Linked DNA regions of Mus musculus: all the other regions are linked to region 3. Evidence: chromatin contacts called from ENCODE POLR2A ChIA-PET data. All regions are on one chromosome and are shown on one strand. The core of a region is the stretch at or near the end of the contact, and the rest is flanking DNA. Distances in the headings are between cores, read along the strand shown.

Region 1 (4,102 bases), core at 1,556-4,055, 200 kb after region 3:
TTAAGACACAACCAACCGCCTTTTACAACCACAATCCTCTAACCTACTATCGAGCCGGCACTCCAGAGTATGCATTGCTCTTACTCAAGAAAGTCTTTTAAAGAACTAGTCGGTCAACAAACTCCCAGATTAGTAAAACTACTCTCTTGGATGATCAGTGTGCCTTCGGATCCGTTCTCTCACTTCCATGAACTCTGAAGTTAAAAATCTTAGTTTTGCTGTTTGGGCTGTGCAATTCTGGCCAAGTCTCTCCATCTTTGAAGCCTTGTTTCGCTCCAATGTGAAACACCAATCAGAGTGCCTACCCTCACAGGGCCAAGGAGAATGAGAGAGGGATGTAAAATGCTTAGTGTCAAGCACAAAGTCAATGCTTGGCAGAAGCAACCAACCCTTTCAGAACAGTGAGCACGATGCTGTGGAGTACGCTGCAGACAGACAAAGGAAGAGACCCAGAGGCATGCTGCAGCACTTGGAAGAAAGCCAACCCCTCTACACTCAGGCTGCCGTCCTGGTGAGACTGGTTTCCTCAGAGAAAGCTCAGAGAAGCGCACGGCTCTCCATTCAGAAGACTACAACGGTCCCTCCGTCCCTCTGGTCCTTCCAAACCATCTGCCACCTTCACAAAAACAGCTATCTTCTGGACCACATTACTTTGGAGTTTAACATTCTTCGGGGACTCCCCACTCCCTGGATAATAATGTCTAACTCCTTAGGAAAAGCACAAAAAGCCCTTGGACCACATTCCACTGACTTCTCTAGGAAGTAACCCCCCATCCTTCGTTACCTAACCCCATCTAATGATCCCCCATTTGTAATCCTTTGCTCCTTAACTACCCACCAAACCATCCAGTGGTGTCCCATCCCTCTAAGCCCCTCCCTCTGTCTGAGTGCCCTTCTCTGTTGACTTCTCTAGCAAAATCCTATGCTACCTGCAGGCTTCCTTCCCCCCCCCCCCCCCCATCCAGGCAGAGGTACCACCACGCAGTCACAATCCTTCTATCACTGAGAACTCCTTTAGTCAACTGATTCAGAGTCTCTAGTACCAGCCAGCTATCACGCAGGGCACCGTGAATATAAAAATAATAAATAACAGACTGTCTTGCCGTCATCCCTCCCCCTCCCCCCAACTAGCCTGGGAGCTTACTGGGGACAAGGGCAATCTTATTCATCTTTGTATTCCAAACACAATGCCGTGCATGTAACAGGAGCTCAATAAAATTCCTGTTGGGAAAAAAAAACAAATGAAGCATTCACCAGACTATACACTCCCTTATGCCCGAGTACTTCACGTACCAAAAGTACACCGGGTACAAGGTGCTTTGCCAATGGCCCATCAGTGCCTGTGACGTGATATATAGCCTACCTCCTTCATTTGACTGGAAGCTCCCTGAAGGCAGGGGCTGTGGCCTGTCTCCTTTCCTTCCTCTAGATCTCCCCCTGGCGCTTAATACAGAGCTCGGCTCACTGGGGATGGTCAATACTGTTGGCTAAGGCAGAATTCAAGGGTGACACTGCAAAGAGGCTTCCCAGTGAACGGTCTTGAAGGAGGACTCGAGAGCTTTTTACCTGAGCCATGCTGACTTCTCACTTAACGAACCCAAAAAGTTCAGAAGTTCTCTGTCCCAGTTTTCCTTAAGACACTGGTTGTCTGAAGAACCGTCACCAAATCACAGTAACGGCTCCTCCCCGTTCTTTCAGTTCCTTTGCCATATTGAACTGTCTTCTCAAAGAACTCGGTGTCCTCCAAAAGGAAAACAGGTGTCCCAAGAATCCGCAGTCTCTCTCTGACTTCTGCCTCTTGTCGGAAGAAACGAGAGTCTACCAGTCTTGGTTTCCAAGTTGAATTCTCTTGGTGAAGCTCTAGGTCTGTTCCAGAAACCTGAAACCAGAAAGGGAGATGAGGCCCTTAGGTGTAACATCTTCAGGCCAAACAACGATCGAAGCTCCCTCAACTTATTTTGCTGGGCGTTCTGAAGCTCAAAAGGAGGACATGAGTCGAGAGCTTTCTTTCTAGGTCAGTAGAAGAAACTGGCCTCCTGGGCCGAAAGAGCAGCCAACGGGAGCAAAAGTAAGTTGGGCCTCCTATAGAGAGGATCTGCCAAGAGAGTAAGAGCTGGGATTTGCCATCTTAGGAACGGAAGAAGGGGGCGGAGGCCCTTTGGGGCTTTTGTGCGGAGTGGGCCGGCCTGCAAAGCTGGCACTCCACAGACGAGGGCAGAACTGTGTTGGAAGGAAGCTCGGGAGGCCTCCGCCGAGCGCCGGGGTGGCTGGCAGTGCCCGCACGTGAGCGTCGCTCGGAGTCCGCCCGAAGGTTCGTAAATTCGCCGCCGCGGAGGCGGAGGGCGGGCGTGTGTGCGCGCGCTCTGCAGGCAGCCGCAGCGCGCAGCCCCGGGAGCGCCGAGCCGCGCGCGACCTGCGTGCTCGCGCCCGCGCTTCCCCCCCCCTTCCCGGGCAAGGCCCCCTCTCCCGGCGGGGCGGTGGGGGGCGGGGCGGCGGCGGCCCTCCCCTCGCGCCCCCTCCCTCCGCCGCGCGCCCCTCCTCCGCCGCGCTCCCCTCCCCCCTCGCGCGCGGCGCCCCACGGCCTGCGAGCTGCTGTCCGCCCGCTCGCCCGCCCGCTCGACGCTGCCTCCCCGCGGCGCGCGCCTACCTGCCTGGCGCGGCCTCCCGCCGTCTCCTCCGCCGCGCGGCGCCCCCTCCAGGCCCCAGGCACCCCGTGCCAAGCCCGCGGCCGCCGCTCCCCGCGTCGGGACCGAGGCAAGTTTACAAACACCAACCCGGGGCCCGTTTCCCCGGAAGCACTTCTCCGTCCCCCTCCCCCTCTTTGCCAAGCGGCCACATCCACTTCCGGGCTCCGGAGCCGGGACAGGAGGGGGGGCCCTCCGAAAAGGGGTGAGGCTGGGGACGCGCGGAGAGCTGCAGCTGGCGAGCGGGAGGGGGACGGCCCGGAGGACCGGAGGAGGGTGGTGCGAAGGGCGGCGCCTGCGCCGTGGCGCGCGAGCGCCCCGGCCGCCATCTTCACTGAGGGCAGCTCCCAGGCTCGCCTGGAACCTTTAGGGAACCTTTAGGTACTGAGTGTTCTTTGAGAAGGTTCGCTAGGTGCGCTGGTTGATTCTTGCAGAATCTCCGTCTCTCTCCTGACGCCCCAGGTAGAAGCCGGGACAGTTCGTACCTCTGATCTTTTTTTTAAAGCTTGGTGAGGTCTGTTTTTCCGGTGCCTGCTGCTGTGGGGTGCAGACCTGCAGACTGAGGTCAGCTGGGAGGAGAGTTGAGCCGTTGCGCAGTCCTGCGGTACACACTAAACCACAATCTGCATGTGAGTCTCAGTGAGTTCCCTCAATAGCCAAGGCAAACGTGCTCCGGCCCCGCAGTCTTGACCTAGCCAAACTAGGCTTCCTTTCAAGAAAAGGCCTTTTTTCCCTTCAGTGGACTAGTCTTGTTGGAGATTTGGAAGTGCGTGTTGTCCTCTGGGCCAGGCCCCCTTTGGAAATTTGAGCCTATCCTCGAATACTAGCGCCCCACTTGTAGCATTAGAGAGGAGTTCTGCTAAAAGATAGGACTATTCTAAGTGCACACTTGGCAGAAGGAAACGTGAATTCCACTTAAGTCCCAGTTTCTATTCTAACTGCTGTCTGGTGAGTTTAAGTGACAGTAAGACACTATCCAAAAAGCATATGGATTCCTAACCACAGTCCTGTACCTTTTACACCACTAAAGTAAGTTCCATTTCCCTTAGGGTCATTCTGAAACTGACATAAAATGGAGAGACATGTCACCAGGAATGTTTTTAAAACAAATGTAGGGACCTGAAGAGATGACCCAGCTGTTAAGAGTGCTTGCTGGGAAACTAGGACCAGAGTTTGGATTCTGTTTTCCAGGTTAACAAGCCTGCTCTGACAAAGGTGGAGACTGGAGAATCCCCTGGACTTGCTGGATTCCACCTTAACTGAGAAAATTAGAGCCCCAGGTTGGGGAAGAGACCTTGCTTCTAAAGGAATAAGCAGTCCAGGTGTGTACAGGCTCTTGAACTTGCATGGACAGAGTCACATCAGAAACAATCATACAGTTTTAAACATTAGCTTAAGCAAGGGAGTGTAGCCGGGTG
Region 2 (4,257 bases), core at 1,294-3,793, 160 kb after region 3:
GGGGACTAGAGAATCTGAGAAGTCAGTCCGTCAGCTGTCTCTGTGATGAAGAAGGGCTGTTGGGTTTCTAAGGCTGCCAATAGGAAGGAAACTTAGTGCCCGGTGCGTAAAGACGTATGGGAAAATGCCTGAAGGTTCTGAGGACAGAAGTAGCCCAGTGGCAAAGAGGTAGCTCTTGGTCTACAACATATCTAGACTGGAGCAAGGGTTACTGGGGAGTATCCTCTCCTTAGTCACATGTTTCTGGACTCCTCCCCTCCCTCCTGGTCTGGAATAGTCCCCACACGCTGCAGACCCCTGCTTGTCCTGGGGCCTGTCCTCTTTAGGTTAAGCTTTTCAATGCTGCCAGCAAGTAAGGCCTGAGCTTCCTCTCTCCCTCTGGGACCCTTCTTTGCCCACTTGGTGATTGTCACTCCTGACCAGGACATGACAGACAGGGGTGTGGTAGGGGGCCTCGGACTCCAGTTTCTGGCACAGGGCTCTGTGTATACAGAAGAGGTTAAATGAAAGGTTTGCCAGGAGCAGGGCAATAGAGACAGAAAAAGAAAGATGAGTACACAGTCTTTATCATGGTGGTTCACACTTTTAATCCCAGCAGTCATGAGGGCGAGGCAGGGATCTCTGAGTTTGAGACCAGCCTGGTCTACACAGAGAAACCTGTTTCAAGGAACAACAGCAGCGGCAACAATAACAATAAAGGTGTAGCCGGGACACTGAGCCAAAGAGAAGGAGGGCCTTTAAGGCAAAGTGGGGACACTGGTGTGCTTCGTATATAGGGGTGACTTTATCTGGAGTGTGTGTGTTTGTCTCCCAGTCCACTTGTAGTGTATGCGTACACAGCATCTCGAAGACTGCTTCTGCACAGAACTCCAGTGTATGCAACAAAAACTGTGAAGAATCAGGAGGGTTGAATATCAAGAATGTAGGGGCTACTTGTGTGGCTGTAATACAACGGAGGTTACAGTGTGGTGTGCAGGGTGTGTGTTTGGAAACTTCAGCTGGACTCTCTGAGTGTCATTCTGTGAACCTGCCTGACACCAGGCAGTGGGAATAAGCCTTAACTCCCGTGAAACGTATTCCTTGCAGAGAACCACACAGCCTAATCATAGAGTCTTCCGACTTGATTTCCCCAGGTTCTATGGGAGGTGACTTAAAGGAGCTGAAGTCAGAAAGGAAGATGGGAAAAGCTGGTGGTAGGAAGGACGCTAAGAGACATGGCTGGTACCCAGTGAAAGTCTCCTTGTGTTCTTTGTATCCTAGATACAGGGAGATGGAGGTCAGGGTTCAAAGTGAGGTCACGGTATCAAAAGCAGCAGGCTGAGCCCCATCCTCAAAGGTCACCCTGAAGGAGAGCACCAACACCAGGGAAGGCAGCTGAGGAGGGTGTGGCGGGCTAGCATGGAGGGACAGGCCCAGGCAGAGAGGTAGCAGGTGGGGTAGGGAGGAGGAGAAGGCCTGGGTCCAGACAGTGTGCTTGGGGTGGGGCGTCCAGCTGAAGGGAAGAAGGAATCCTGGAGTTTAGGGACCCTCTCTTGGTGGGAGAGTAATGGACCAGAGGATGAGAGAGTGACATCTCTCCTTTGCTTTGATCCGCTGTCCCTTTTTGGATGTAGCCATCTAATCATAAATGGGAGGGGTGGATCAGAGCCATAAATCTGATGACGACACACCCATACTCACCTACACTGCAAGGAGCCTCTATCTCTCATATTCAGTGTACCACCCTCTTTCTTTCTCAGGATAAGAAGGGATGGTTTAAGGAGGGGCCTGAAGCTTCTCCTTGGGGGCTGGATTTTGGATTGAAGAGTCAGCCCCTGGCACCTTGGGGATATCCTTGGTGAGAAGAAATCTTGCTCCACCTCTTGGGGCTCTCCTGGGGCCTCAGTGGGTGAGGCAGGCATCATAGAACCCTGTCATGGAGGAGGGGAGAGGAGAGGGGAGCCTGAGCTGCCGAGCTAGGCAAGCATAGACCTGTGTGCATGAAAAACGGAGGGAGTGCACGCGCACCCGTGTGTATGCATGCATGCGTGCATACAGGCCTGCGAATGAAAGGCCAAGTGTCTGGACCTCCGTGTATCTCTCACGAACACTGATGTGTAGTCTATTTGCTTTTCCAGATTACAGGGGCAGAGTGTACCAGCAGAGAAAGGATCCTGTGGTCTTGAAGACCTGGCCCAGTTTGTCCTTCAAGTATTGTGGCGGTAATAGTCGCCATGGTGGTGGGGCCAGTGTCTGTGGGGCAGGGACACTGAGAGCAGACTGGCACAAGGAGAAAAGGGTTGAAGCTGGAGATGCCCAGACCTAGTCCAGAGGGGCAGCTATACAGGTGCAGACCCAGAGAGGGGCCAGGAGGCACAAGGGAAAAAAGTAAGGAAAGAAAGTCATGGCAGATGAGGGTGGCAGGCAAGCAGGCGGCAGCGAAGTCTCCTCCAGGAAAAAAACCCCAGTGGCTGCCTCTTTCTCCTCCCCTCCCAGTCTCTCCTCCTCCTCCGGCTCCAACTCCAGCCCCAGGCCGACACAAACGGGGCTTTGATTGCAACAGGAAACCTCTCCGGCGGGGGGAGCCGAGCTTGCTGCCGCTGCTGGGGCCCAGGCGGCACCCCCCCTCTCCTGGCCCCCTACCCTGTCCCAGCCCCCACCCTGCCAAGAGTGCCTCACGTCCTCGCCTTGGGCCTCACCCTCTCTTTCACACCTCCCTCTGCCACCCCCTCTTCTTGTCTTCGAAAGACCCCTCCCAGAGCTCCTCAGGTGGGACCTATCCCTTTAGGACTTACCCTTTTGGGCGGGGCCGACTTTGGTTTGAAATACCTCTTCAGTTTTTAGAGTGAGATTTTTGGAAGAAAGGGAGGGTTATTAAGCAGGGAGAACTCCAAGTGTGTGATCCTCAAACCTCACGAAAAGGTAGCAAGACCGAGAGAGAGAGAGAGAGAGAGAGAGAGAGAGAGAGAGAGAGAGAGGACTTCGCTGTCCCGCTCCCCCAACCCAGTCCAGGCCAAACTCACATTTTTTTTTTTTTTTTTTTTGCCAGGAACTGGTAGAGCTCTGAGGGGTGACCAGGCTAGAAGCCTCAGTGCTGTTGGCCTTCTCAGTGGGGGAGGGGCACATTCTTTCCCCCGGGACCATAGCTTTTCCAGGATCTAGCTGGGAGGGGGGTGCACCCTGGTGGTGGGGATCATAGGGAAGGGGGTGAGTCAGGCACCAGCCCCCCCTTCATGCCCCCACCAAGGCTGGTGGGGAACATCTGGTTCCCATGAAATGCTAGAGGCTAATGGGTCTAATTGCTGCAATAAGGGTTGGGGGGTGCTTTGGGGAAAAGAGGGGCACTAGATTCCCCCCATTTTGCTTTCTAGTCAAGGCTATACTGTGTCTTGAGCAAGGGCTGGGACTGATGGCATAGACTGGTCTGATACCTTAGTACCTTTTCCCAGTAATGCTCGCAAAGTACACACAGATGGGGTGATGAAGACTGGGGTGCATCTGGTGGAGAGAAAGGGGGGCTTTTGAGAACTCATGGCTTCCTGGAGCCCCCCCCCCCACACTTTTGTGCCCTTCTCCCAACCCCCTCCCTGTGGCCTGGCCACTTCTGGTTCTAATTACCAACCAGGCAGGCCTGACTTAATTGGGACCTTTCAGATTTCGGAGGGGGAAGGGGAACTTACAAGCCTGAAGTTGACTCGTCAAGACTCTTTTTTCATGTTGCTTTTTTTTGTGTGGGGGGGTACTCTTCATTTTCTACTTTTTTTGCCTACTGGTTCTATTCCAATTCAGATACTTAGTCCCGGACTTTATTTTTTTCTGTTTTTTTTTTTTGGGGGGGGGTGTGGGTACGGTTGGATTCAGAAATGGAGTGTTGGACATTATGGGAAAGTTCACATTAGGTTGGAAAGATCTTGTCTTCGTGCCTGCTGCAAGCTCCCAGTTTGCCAGTCCACCCCAGCCCACCATCGCCATCCGCATTTTAGGCCCTCCTCTTCAGCCCTGCCCCCTGAGTCCCTGGCAGCCTCCCGTTCCCCTCCCCCGTTCCCGCCTTCTTTGCCTACTCTGGCACCCCTTCCTGCTTTTTATTCTTCCAACAGGCGCCCCACTCTCTCAGCACCCCAGTGCGACCCCGACTCGGTACAGCAGATTCTTAGAAAAGTGCGCCCCACCCTGGCTCAGCCACAGCCGCCGGGCGGGGGAAGGGGTCGGGCCGGGCGCCGCTCCCGCTCCCGGGCGCTCCCCGTGTGAGCAGCGCTGACAGAGCCGGCTGGGCCGGCC
Region 3 (4,140 bases), core at 304-2,803:
GCGGCACCGCCACCATTGCCGCTACCCCCATTATTGCCACCAACATCTTTTTCAATCTTCACCACAGCTGTCACTTCATCCATGGAGTGATCTTGGTCTAAAAATAATTACAAAAGAAATAAATTAAGTGTATGTGTGTGTGTAGGGGGGGGTGTGTTAAAAACAACATAAGATTTAAAATTAAGGATTTGACCGTCAGCAATGACTGACAGAACAGTTTTTAAAAAGATCTTAGCCAGATAGGTCTAAATATGGTGGTAAGCCTAAAATCCCAGAATTTGGAAGTGGAGGCAAAAGTTCAAAGAAATCCTCAGCTACATAGTAAATTGGGATGCCAAAGCCATAGACACATAGCTTAATGGTGCCCAAGACAGGCCACTATTTTCCTATGCACAAATTAACCCCAGAAATGACTCAAAAATTGCTTTGGAAGCTAGGCATGGTGACTCACACCTATAATCCCAAGACTTGGAAGGATGAGCCAGGTGGTTCACCAGTTCTAGGTCTTCCAGGCCTACAGAGTAAGAACTGATCCCAATACAAATAGCCCTTTTGAGAAAGGGAATTTGGAATTTCAGTGTCTCAGAAATAAAGAGTTGCTCCTTAGGGTTGATAGCACTCTTAATCCCAGCACTCAAGAGGAAGAGGCACCTAGACAGCTAAAAGTCTGAGGGCTGCAATAGTAACTTCGAGTTACTACGAATACCACATAGAACCTATCTCAAAAAAGAAAAAAAAAAAAAATGCATCCTGGAAGGAAAAGGAGACCCAACATGTGGGTGGATGGAAAGTGTGCTAAAATTAGGACTATAAGAGATGAAGAAAGATCTAGTGTAAACAATAACAGGAAGGGACTGAGAAAGAGTAAATCCTAAGAGAAGGTGAGGAAACATCTGAGAGGACAGGTAAGGGTCTAGGGATTAGAACCCAGGTTTGGGGCTGAGGAGGCGGTCCAAAGAAGGAAGGGGCGGTTTCGGGGATAGAGGCGTGGCAAGGGCGGGTCGGATGGGGGAAGGGAAATTTACGGGGGTGCGGGGGAGGGCCCGGGGCAGGCTGCGACCGGAGGGCGGGCGGACCGGGGAGGCGGTTGGCCCAGGCGGGGCCTGCACTGGTCGGGCCGCCCCCGCGGCGCCAGCCCCCGACGGGAGGAGCCTCAGGCGGCCGGCCGGGTAGTGGGGGGTAAGGCCCGTCCCTCGTGGCCGGGGCGGGCAGGGGGCGGGCGAGGCCACGCTGCCCCCTCCCCCGGGGCGGGTAGCCCATCCCCCTCCTCCTCCGAGGCCCCGCCACTGCCCCTTCTCCCTCCCTTCCCTCCGCCCCGGGCGGGACCAAGGCCGCCGCCGCCGCCTCCCGCCCGCCCCCCCTCACAGCGGGGACCGCCCGGTCGGTCCTCGCGCGCGCCCCCTCACTCCCCTCCCACCCCTAGGCTCGGAGTGGACTCATCCTTACCGCTCATGGTGGCAGCTGAGGGGCGAGCTCAAGGGGGTCCTGTACGGGGGGGTTGGGGGGGGCCGGGAAAAACGCGGACGCTGACGAGGCAAGCGAACCCGGACCGGACAGGGAGGGGGGGGTAAGGAGGAGGGAGCAGCGCACCACAAGCCCGGCCTAATCCCCGCCCCTTATCTACTGCCCCGCCCAATGAGGGAGGGTGAAAGGAGGGCCTTGCAGAGGAAAGGCGGGCTGCCTACCCAATGGTAGGACTCGCTCTCTCGCTGAGGCGTGTAAGAGCAAGTTGCGTACTTGGTTTCCGCCCAGAAAGGCCGCCCTCTCAGTTTTAGCAACCAATTAGAAACTCAGGAAGTGGTGGTGGGCGGGATGAGATGACGATGGACTTGCAGAGAAACCAGTCAACCTCCAGGCGGGCTCCGTGAGCGGTAGGGATAGGAAGAGCTTAAGTAAGAAAGACAGGACAACGACCAACCAGAATCCTGGGCATGCCTGGGCAAAGTCCGTGTAGGGGGAAGAGTAAGAAATAGGCCGGAATGGGATAGGAGCAAGCTTCCTAAACCAATCAGAATTCAGGCGGGCAGTTAAGAAAGTTCTGATTGGACGATAACTGAAAAGAGCCGGAACAGGACGCGTATTGACGTGAACGAACAGCCAATTACGCGCCGAGGAGAAGGTGGAGGCTGGAACTTGGAATGGGGAGAGGAGAACAGGCTTCCTCCTCCGATACTCAAGCCAATGAGGCAGCGAAGGCAGCATGGCACCGCCTCTAGCTTTGGCCAATGGTCGTTACAGGGCCGCCCATCCTGAGGAGGGAACCGGGCTGTGCCAAAAGGAGTTGGTCGCCATGTTGGCCCTCCTCGGGAGGCTTCCTTCCCTCGTTAGGGTGTGCGCTTGAGTGGAGCCCTCCACAAGTGTCAGAGTCGAGACGCGTGAGGGCGAGAGTGTCGCGTCGCCCGAGACTGTTCGGGTTGTCCCTTCCCCGCTCCTACACAGCACCCCTCGAATGTCACCCCTGCCGGGATGGGCGGGCGGCTCCCCCTGGCCGTGGGTGGAAGCCCTGCGGCGGCGGGCGGGACGACAGCTTGGTGACGGCACGCGAAAACCCAAGTCGACTGAGCTGACCAATATGGAAGTCTTTCGGGAAGATGTAGCAAGCGCCATTTTCTTAAGCTGCCCCAGACCTGCTAAACCAACTCAGCTTTCAGAGTAACGCACGCTGGGGAACTTCGTGAAGCCAAGCTCTCATAAACTACTTCCATTTTCCCTCTTAGTAGAAAGCACGCTAACCTAGTTACTTCCTTTTGCAATCACAAAGGTTAAAGATTTTGCCTTAGGCACCTCAATCTCTGGCCTCCATTTCGCCTTCTTTCTCCTCATTTAAACTTTGTCACTGACTGGTGTCACCACGTTTAGTACTTGGAACTAATACAGTTAATCACTTAATGTGTCCTACTTTACGGGCTGGATGCTCCTGTAAAAAAAGGGAAACACTTTAAAGATAGGAACCGAGGCTCTCTGCTCCTTTGGAGATGGCCTTGGAAATGTGAAGTGACAGCTGAGATACCTGGTTGTCCCAGTTAAATAGGCATTTAGCACTGATTATGACAAACTCAATGTAAGGCATGGTAGTACACACTTTTAGGACCCAACTCTGGAGGCAGAGGCAGGAGGATCTCTTCTAAGTTTGATGCCAACCTGATCTACATACTGAGTTTCAGGACAGCTAGGGCTGTGCAGACCAACAATGTTTCAAAACAACAACGAAAATTAAGACGTTAAGAAAAATATTCACCCGGGCAATGGAAAGCAGAGGCAGGCAGATTGGATTTCTGAGTTCGAGGCCAGCCTGGTCTACAAAGTGAGCGCCAGGACAGCCAGGGCTACACAGAGAAACCCTGTCTCGAAAAACCAAAAAAAAAAAAAAAGAAAGAAAGAAAGAAAGAAAGATATTCAGCATCAGAAATATTAAGTGGAGAAAAATTAATTTGAGAAGTAACATGCCCAAGATTACAAAGCTAATAAATAATAAGTTTTGTCCTAAAAAGTCCTATATAGCCTCATATGGTGACAATTCCTGTAATTCTGTACTTGGGAGGCTGAAGCAATCAGGTTTCGGAAACATGGAGGAAAACCTGAACTACCAAAATAAAGTCCTCTATGAAATCTTTTTTTTTTTTTCTTTCCCTTTTTCTTTTTTTTTGGGGGGGGGTGAGGGGGGGTGAGGGTGTGGCCAGGGTAAACAGTATTTCTCTGTGTAGCCCTGGCTATCTAGAAATCACTCTGTAGACCAAGCTGGCCTCAAATTCACAGAGATCTACTTGCTTCTGCCTCCTGAGTACTGGCTGAGATTAAAGGCATGGGCTATCACCATCTTTTTTTTTTTTTTTAACCTGGTCTTTCAAGAACAGGAAACAGGATCTTATTATGTAGCCCAGGCTAGCCTGGAACCAACAATCTCCCTGACTCCCTTCCAGCTTGGGGATTCCAAGTGTCCCCACGCCTCAGTAGGGAGGGGCTTTCTTTATTAGTATGGAATGGGATTGTGGAGTAGGCTTTCTTTTTTGCTCCAGTTGTTCAGCAGAAAGCACCTTTATGCATTCAGGGATTTGTGGCCTCTAAGTGTTTTATTTTTAAAGGTACCAGTGTTTTAAAAACACACTGCAACACCAACATCGTACTGGGTAGTGGCTGAAA

The links. ChIA-PET counts read pairs that join two places held with the same protein, here RNA polymerase II (POLR2A).
Region 1: POLR2A ChIA-PET joins it to region 3 with 14 read pairs in Patski. The contact joins the promoter of Zfp740 here to the promoter of Sp1 in region 3. POLR2A ChIA-PET finds 5 or more read pairs at or near these places in 4 of 5 experiments (Patski and embryonic stem cell).
Region 2: POLR2A ChIA-PET joins it to region 3 with 17 read pairs in embryonic stem cell. The contact joins the enhancer-like site here to the promoter of Sp1 in region 3. POLR2A ChIA-PET finds 5 or more read pairs at or near these places in 4 of 5 experiments (Patski and embryonic stem cell).

What each region holds. Positions count from the first base shown.
Region 1 is chr15:102,202,348-102,206,449 of GRCm38, reverse strand. Zfp740 (zinc finger protein 740) reads right to left here and starts at 2,805. Exons shown (of 8, transcript NM_001289691.1): 1 at 2,648-2,805; 2 at 1,364-1,879; 3 at 1,145-1,221. It overlaps Csad (cysteine sulfinic acid decarboxylase), which reads left to right and starts at 1,398. Exons shown (of 18, transcript NM_001359126.1): 1 at 1,398-2,311; 2 at 3,190-3,313; 3 at 3,876-4,006.
Region 2 is chr15:102,247,858-102,252,114 of GRCm38, reverse strand. All of the region lies in intron 3 of Rarg (retinoic acid receptor, gamma), which reads left to right. Among named protein-coding and RNA genes, the nearest start is that of Rarg, 7.5 kb to the left of the region's middle. Within about 2 kb of position 2,543, at least 3 of the 3 ENCODE cell types and tissues checked have a DNase peak (open chromatin) inside an H3K27ac peak, as active enhancers do.
Region 3 is chr15:102,403,729-102,407,868 of GRCm38, reverse strand. It overlaps Sp1 (trans-acting transcription factor 1), which reads right to left and starts at 1,553. Exons shown (of 6, transcript NM_013672.2): 1 at 1,447-1,553; 2 at 1-97. The coding sequence starts at 1,453.